3 separate regions of the Homo sapiens genome follow, and regions 1 and 2 are each linked to region 3. A link is a loop called in an ENCODE intact Hi-C map of the cell type or tissue named here. Cell type or tissue: IMR-90. All regions are shown on one strand.

The links. Peaks named below come from ENCODE experiments on the same cell type or tissue, not always from the same donor. Only the 100,000 strongest peaks of a DNase experiment are listed, where the experiment ranks them.
Region 1: it touches region 3 in a loop (11-fold over the local background); 12 of 110 quality-filtered maps call a loop at or near these places.
Region 2: a loop joins it to region 3, with 27 times the contacts of the local background. A loop is called at or near these places in 14 of 110 quality-filtered maps.

Annotation. Positions count from the first base shown.
Region 1 is chr4:180,946,299-180,948,798 of GRCh38, reverse strand. No RefSeq gene overlaps it. Among named protein-coding and RNA genes, the nearest start is that of LINC00290, 210 kb to the left of the region's middle. In IMR-90, a CTCF peak has its summit at 1,128; no DNase peak of the experiment used is centred here.
Region 2 is chr4:181,527,529-181,530,028 of GRCh38, reverse strand. It overlaps a transcript of TENM3 not described here. Among named protein-coding and RNA genes, the nearest start is that of LINC02500, 260 kb to the right of the region's middle. In IMR-90, a CTCF peak has its summit at 1,260 (motif pointing right); a DNase peak (open chromatin) is centred at 1,258.
Region 3 is chr4:180,827,244-180,829,743 of GRCh38, reverse strand. No RefSeq gene overlaps it. Among named protein-coding and RNA genes, the nearest start is that of LINC00290, 330 kb to the left of the region's middle. RefSeq lists an enhancer at 1,396-2,500. In IMR-90, a CTCF peak has its summit at 1,131; DNase peaks (open chromatin) are centred at 1,103 and 1,903; H3K4me3 peaks cover 684 bases; H3K27ac peaks cover 900 bases.

The DNA of each region.
Region 1 (2,500 bases), 120 kb before region 3:
TCGAAAAATTCTCAAACTAAAATACTGTCCCTATTATCAATCCTGGAGTATTTAAAGAGACTATTTAAATTCTTTACCTTTCAATTTACTTTCTTCAATGACTAGTATTTACTCCCAGAGAAAGTTCAAGTTTACGGATAACATCAATTTATTTATGACACAATAAATCTTTTAAATCTGATAAAAATTACAACGTTATAAAGTATATTAAGTTCCTCTAACAGATGACTTAACTTCTACACTTTCTGACATTTTCCGCAATAACATTTTATTTTAAATGCCAACCATACATAAATTCAATCTCGTCACAGACATAGAGATGTTCAAAAGTTCTCAATTTTAGACAGGGGTGGGGGATTGGAAGGAAGCAGGCCAGAGAGAGAGAAAGAGAGAATAACTTTAAAAGTCTGTATCTGAAAATGCCTCAAAATGTTCATCCCTGCTGTAACTTAAAAAAAAAGAAACAGCCTGAAATGTGGCAATAAATTATGCAATGCTTCATAAATTTTGAATTGCCGATTGTAACTGTGGCATAATGTTTCAGAACAATGTCATAGAGAAAGAAACTTCTAATACCGCTTCTTCCTGTGTTTGCAATATAATTTCTCTACTTTTAAAGAAAAAGGATACCACAAATTTAAATTAAACCAATCTATCAATATTTTAGGGTGAGATGATTCCTGAGATAGTCAAATAAACACATTCACCTCTGACTTCATAAAGTTTAGGGGTCCCCAAAATTAATTCATTTTAAGAGCTATAAGACCTTATATCAAGTTCTGATATGTAACAGAACAGAATCAGTTATATACTATTTTTAACTACTATAACATTGCTGATGTTTTGGACATACACAGTTCATAAATGAGCCATTTTTAATTAATTTCAGTTTTCAATATTATCTATATAAAATAATGTTTAAGATACTTTGTCTTAAAAATGTAGATGATTACAAAATACAGAACCAACTTAACAGCTGGCTTCTTTCTGAGAGCATGTTTATTTTTAAGACTGCTTTTTGACAATGTGTACAGTTTCTCGTACTCATATTCATTACTTTTTAGATGAATTGCTAGAATAGATCTCTATTTCTATTCTCTTTTTTCCCTGCTGGGGGCAATGTCCCTCCATTACTATTTAGGAAATGACTAGAAAGTACTTACAGGGAAACAGAACGTTCTTTTAAGCAACAGTCTCAGTCACTAAAGTGAAATGAGGGCAGTATGCCAAATATACGTCCTAATAAAACATTTTAACAATTGCGAATGCATAAAGTTTTATAGCGTATTTCTACAGTCTGCATAGTAAATTTTTTAAAATGATGCAATAATGAATAGAAATGAATTCTTTTTCCCACCTGCACAATAATTTTATATAGGAAGTGTTTATTACTAGAATTCTTAGAGTCCCCTAAAACTAGCTATACATTTTCTTTTTGGTACTTCTTATATCATAATTCATAAGTTGAAAAGATATAAGACAAGAAATGAATAACTGTAAAACTAGATCCATGTATTTTCTTTTTGGTACTCCTTATATGATAACCCATAAGTTGAAGAGATATAAGACAAGAAATGAGTAACAGATTGGAAAGAATAATCTTATTTAGCTACAAAATTATGATAATGTATGTAGTCACATTCTTATTTCATAAGTTGAAATTAGTACTTTGTTAAATTCAGTTGTATTCCTTTAAAATTCATTTTGAAATGTTCATAGTTATTCAAGAACTACGTACAGTGATAAAAGTGCAATCTATTTTTTAAATCTATGCCAAGAAAATTATAAAAAGTTATGATAAAATGCATTTCTTATTTGATATACCTGAAGTATTTTAACTTTGTTCGCATTTAATTTTGTATACAGAAACAACCATTAAACTCTTACTGTAGAATCATTAAATACACACACACAACTAAACACAGAGAAAAGTGGCAGAGCGCCGTGCCTCACAATTTCCAAAACCTCAATTAGCTGGAATTCAAACAACAAGAAGAATATTTTCTTTTTATCCATTAGTTCTTCCCCGACAATTTTGGCCTGGGGTTGTCTCTCTTCTTTTTGACCCACAAAAACATGAATTTCTGGAATTACGTATATGATCAATTGTAGTCCACCCTGTATTCCCATTCCTTCTGTTCATATTTGTCCTTAAACACATCTGTGATATATTCAGTTATTTTTCTTATTTTTCTCCTGTGATTTCCCCAATGCTTGCAAATGTGATAGTAGACATATGTTTTAAAAATATTTTTCAACAAACAAGATATGAAACAAGGTATGAACAAATCATCATTTTCTCATGACATTTTAGTAAGCACGCATTTCATTTAACAGAATGGCTGAGCACTCCAAAGGACAAGCAATTTCTTTTACATGCATTTAATATATGACATCACCACTTTAATTTTCTTAGTACTTGGGTAGTTTCTGGTTAGGAGAGGGAGGTGACAATGAGATGGAACCATTCTAGACATGGAAATAAAGAGAATTAAAGTGT
Region 2 (2,500 bases), 700 kb before region 3:
TAAGAGAAGAGCCAAACTTTATGATTTCCAAACGCTCCTGTATGTGTCCTATTCTTACTTAGTTTCTCTTTGTTTCATGACACACTTGGAATGACTTTGGTCTTTTCTTAAGGCCACATAGGAAGTTTGTATTTTAGAGCAAGGGATCTCTGCTTATGGACAACCTCATCAAAGAGTTCAGTCCAATTCTGCTTAATTCAACAAATATTTTCCAAGTACCTAGTGTGTACATAGCACCGTGCCTATTGAACTCTGGCTGAAAGTAGCCATCTCGCGAATGTTTGCCCCTGGCCACAAGGGAGGCTAAAGTGGCCAATGAGTGGCTGAGTGTAAATGCAATACTTGTGGCCTCATGTTATCTGGTCAGTAAGTGGTATCTTTATTTCCAAGTGCAGCTCATTAACAGCACCTATTTATCTGGTGTCATTAGGAATAATTTATATTATAATGGGGTGAATAACAACCCCCCACCCCACGTGATTGTAGTTATCTTAGGCTGTCAGTTGTAAGTTCTCATGTCTCCTGAAAGGATTTATGCCTGTAGTATTTACATTACCCACATCTATTTCCCTTGAGTTTTCTGTTTGAAGTTAATCCTTCTTACTGAAGAGAATGGAAGCAAAACATGAATTGAGCAGCTCTTCCTTCTCTGTTTTCTGTTAACACTACACTGTCATCGCCCAAGAGCAGTTCTCTCATTTCCTTCTGGATTCTAGATCTAAACAGATGGGAAGGCAGACCCTTTTTCCTTGTCTGTACCATTTCTCATTCATTTTTGCTCATGCCTTTGGACATGTAGGAGAGGTACTGCTGGGGAGGAATAAGGGGAGCAGAAGCTCCACTGCACTAACAGCTGGAAGATCTGGCTTCTAATCCCCACACTGCCTTTCCCAGCAGTAGAGCATTGGGCAAGATGTTTTAACCCTTTTGAGCCTCAGTTTTTTCACCTGTGAAATGGGTTCAATAATCTCCACTGTGCCTTCCTCACAGATAGGAAAATATAAATAAAAGCTCTTTAAACATTTTAAAGTATACTAATCTTATTTATGCTACTCATATACTGTTAAATATAGACATATATTTATATCAACTATATATATGCCTGCAGATATGTGTGTGTATATACACGTGTGTGTGTGTGTATGTGTGTGTGTGTTTGGTTATCAGCCCTTCATTCCACATTTCTGCCTTTTTCTTCCTTATGAGCAGCCTCTCAGGGAAGGAACCTGAGCAGCGTGTATGCACACTTGCACTAGGGGGCAGCATTGCACAGTGGTGGAGAGTGCAGGCTTTGCAGCCAGGCTTTCTGGGATGGAATTCCACCTCCTCGGTGAAATACTTGGGAAAGTGACTTAACCTCCCTCAGCCTCACTTTCCTTATTTGTAAAATGAGGTGAATAATTCAACCTACCTCGTAGGATTGTTATGAGGATTAAATGATTTAATGCCCATAAAGCACTTCAAATTGTGACACTAGTAAGAAGGCAACAAGTCTTAGCTATTCTTAGTGTTGTTACAGAGCAAAAAGTCAATAATTTAGCTCTTCCTGTGCTTTGCGAGTCTCATTTACAAGAGAAGGTCGTAATTCTTATCTCTAAATCTCTTCAATTTTGTTCACTCGAAGACTATAGTGTCACAGCACTGTGCTAGAGGGTCTGTTTTGTAGTTATCAAGATAGAACTTATAATACTTAATTTTCTTTCTTTAGGATCAAAATAATAATTTTATGCTACTACTTGATCTGAAAGTCATTGATTATAAAGAGTCCTGTGTAGAAACTAGATAGCTTTATTTTTAAATGCCATATTGGGTGGGGTATATACCAAAAAGTAAACGTCCAATATACAAATATGTATATTAAGTATCTATTTTATAAAAATAGAAAATTTTAAATCACAGAATGTTTTCATTTGACAAAATAATTTCATTTCTGTTTTTTTTCCTAAAGGTAATCAGAGATGTATGTAAGGATTTACGCCTTACACAGAGAATTTTATCCTCCTTTAACCCCCCCTTTTAAAAAATTGTTTTAAAAAAGTAAACAATTTTTAGTACACTGTGGTACATCCATACAATGGAGTATTGTTCAGCCATTAATATATTTTTAAAGAACATTTAACAACTCAGAAGTATAAGTTTAAATGAAAGAAGAGGTAATTTACAAACTGCTTTATAGAGTAAAATGTCAAATGTGTGTACATATATTACATTAAACGAAAAAAAAGACTACAAGCAAATGTAACACAATGTAAAATACAATTTTCTTGGTGGGAGAATTATGAATGTTTCTATTATTATTTTATTCTGAAGATGAATACACACTTTCATATATACATATGTATTTATACTTGTGTTTTTCAAATTTTCATTCTATTATCCTTTTATATTAAAAAAAAAAAAAAACAAAACCTGGCTGGGCATGGTGGCTTGAGGTCAGGAGTTCGAGACCAGCCTGGCCATGGCCAAACCCCGTTTCTACTAAAAATACAAAAATTAGCCA
Region 3 (2,500 bases):
TACTTATCTTTTAACAAAAGATTCCTTTTCATTATTTCTCATGGATCCTACTGATGAAAATAAAGATAAGCATATATTCAAGGAAATGCATTTCTACATCATTATCTGAGGACAATATTGGTGATGTCCCCTGGGTATTCAGGTTTTAAATGAGCCAGTTCAACAGTATCTTGATACATTTCCTGATGTGTCTCACACTCTTTTTCTTATATGCAAATTTTTCTATCTAGATTATATGCAAGTAAAGTTTAAATTCTATATTATTTCTGTGACGGAAAGTTATTGATCTTATAGCTATCATGTTGCTATCAGACAAATGTCCAATTCTAATTTATCTGTTAAGTTTATTTTAATTTTGCACTGTAAGCATCTGTGTCACACTAAAATTGTTTAAAGAAGTGTTTATGCAGGCTGTTTAAGAGGCAATGTGGAAAGAATAGTGACCAAGACAGAAAATTCTCTTGTATTTGAAGCTCTGTCCCAGAACTTGTAGCTGCTTGGCACTGGGCAAGTTACCGCTTCTCTCCGTTTCCCAGTAACTTCATCCAATACTTCAAAGGCTGTTGTGGGAATAATTGAGTTAATATATGCAAAGTACTTAAACAGCGCCTAAAACCATTAGAATGACACAAGTACCTGATGTTATTATGTAATTTCGCAAGTCTACATTTGAAATTTAAATACTGTCTTTATGTAGGATCTAATTACTTACAAGCGTCCCTTTGGCTGTGTCCTGTGAAATTTCATTTTTAAAACCTCTGATGGTAACAAAATTGCTTTGAATAATCTCTCTTAAATATTCTGGTATCTGTAAGGATCCACATTTCCAAAGACATTTTTAATTCAAAATGCTTCCTACCTTCAGAAGAATACCAGATTTTCTAGAAATTTTAAAAGTAAGATTCTGAATTCAAGGTCTGTATCTGCAACATGCCAATGGGAAGCTAGAGAGTAGTTAGTGTTCCCTGCAGAGTGACAGCACTTCCAATATTCACTCATGAGTCTCTTCTAAATTACCACTGAAACGTGCAGCTGAGGATCACATGCATGTCTGACCACTGAGCTGGAATATATAAGATGATATTTGAATTTGCTTTTCTGGGATTGAAAGGATAATACACCAGCGCCACCTAGTTGTCCAGATACAATGTGCTACTTATTTATTCTTGAAAGGAATTATGCTCTTACAAGTAGAAATGTAAAATTTTAATTTTTTTTACCATTGACATAGGCCCTGTATTTATTTTAACAAATTCTCATTTCTGCAAGTGATACAAGTGATAAATTCAAGGTTCCATTTAAGGTAAATATTCCTCATGTTTATTTTATTTATACAAGAGGATTGGCAAACCTCAGATACTAATCTTCATTAATTTGCTTTAATTTTGCTGTAAAAATATCTGAATTACTTAACACACCTGCCACATCAGCATATATCAGTTGTATATTACTGTGTGTCCCAGTATCTTAAGCGTCACATAGCAGAGCATATTCTTTCTATTAAAATTAAGATTGTATATGGGATATTCTGGAGGTGAAATACATTTTTTCACACACTGCATAAGAATTAAATGTTAATTCTGTAATAAGGTACACACGCAGTTAATGGTCTCTATTTTTTACTCAGCCTGAGCAATGTGCGGAGGTGGCTGAAGCCCCTTCAGTAAAATAATCGCGATGTGTATTTGACATAGCTGGTTCTGGAAGGCAGGAAGTTCTGCCAGGTCTCGGCTGGAATCAAACACCTAAGGACACAGACCTGAGATTGCTCTGCAGCCAGACGGAGCTGGAGTCAGGAACTCAGAGGGAAGAGAGATGCTTCAGGCAGTGAGGCCCAAGGCAACAAATGACTCCAATGTTTAGACAAGTTCTGGGAAGAAAAGAAACTGTACGTGCAAGCTACGCATCTGTCAGTAAGCCCTCATCTATGTGTTACTGCATGTTCAGACAATTTCAGGATACAGAACCTGAAAATCATATAACTGCTGAGTCATCGTCCTGTCTACTCACCATGACAGAGTCCTCCCAAATGGAAACTGGTTGCCAGCCCCCCACTCTTCCTTTTTCTAATAAAGCAGCTGATACATTATTGTCCCCACTGGGCTCAGTCACTAGCTAAACATGCTGCTGTGGGAATAGTTTTGGGGATAAGATACACAAAACATACAACAGGATGGGGCAAAGAATTAGAGAAACATCAACTTGGAAAGAAGGATGTGACAATTCCCTCTTCTCTTGGGAAAGTGAAAGTGAAAGCTTTTCCACATAGCAGAGAGAGAGAGTGGTTCACACTGTGTCCTGCATCCCTGTGACCTTTTATCTCACCATTGCTTGTTATATCACCCAGATTGTCACCTCACGGGGAGATCCTTGGGACCTGCAGCCTCATCCCTTCTGCTTCCTTCTGACCTAGGAGTCACCTCACGTGTTGGACTGTGGCTGAACTTCAGTGCCCAGTCCTCAGCAGCGGCAGATCTCAGCTCCTGCAACATTTGTTCCA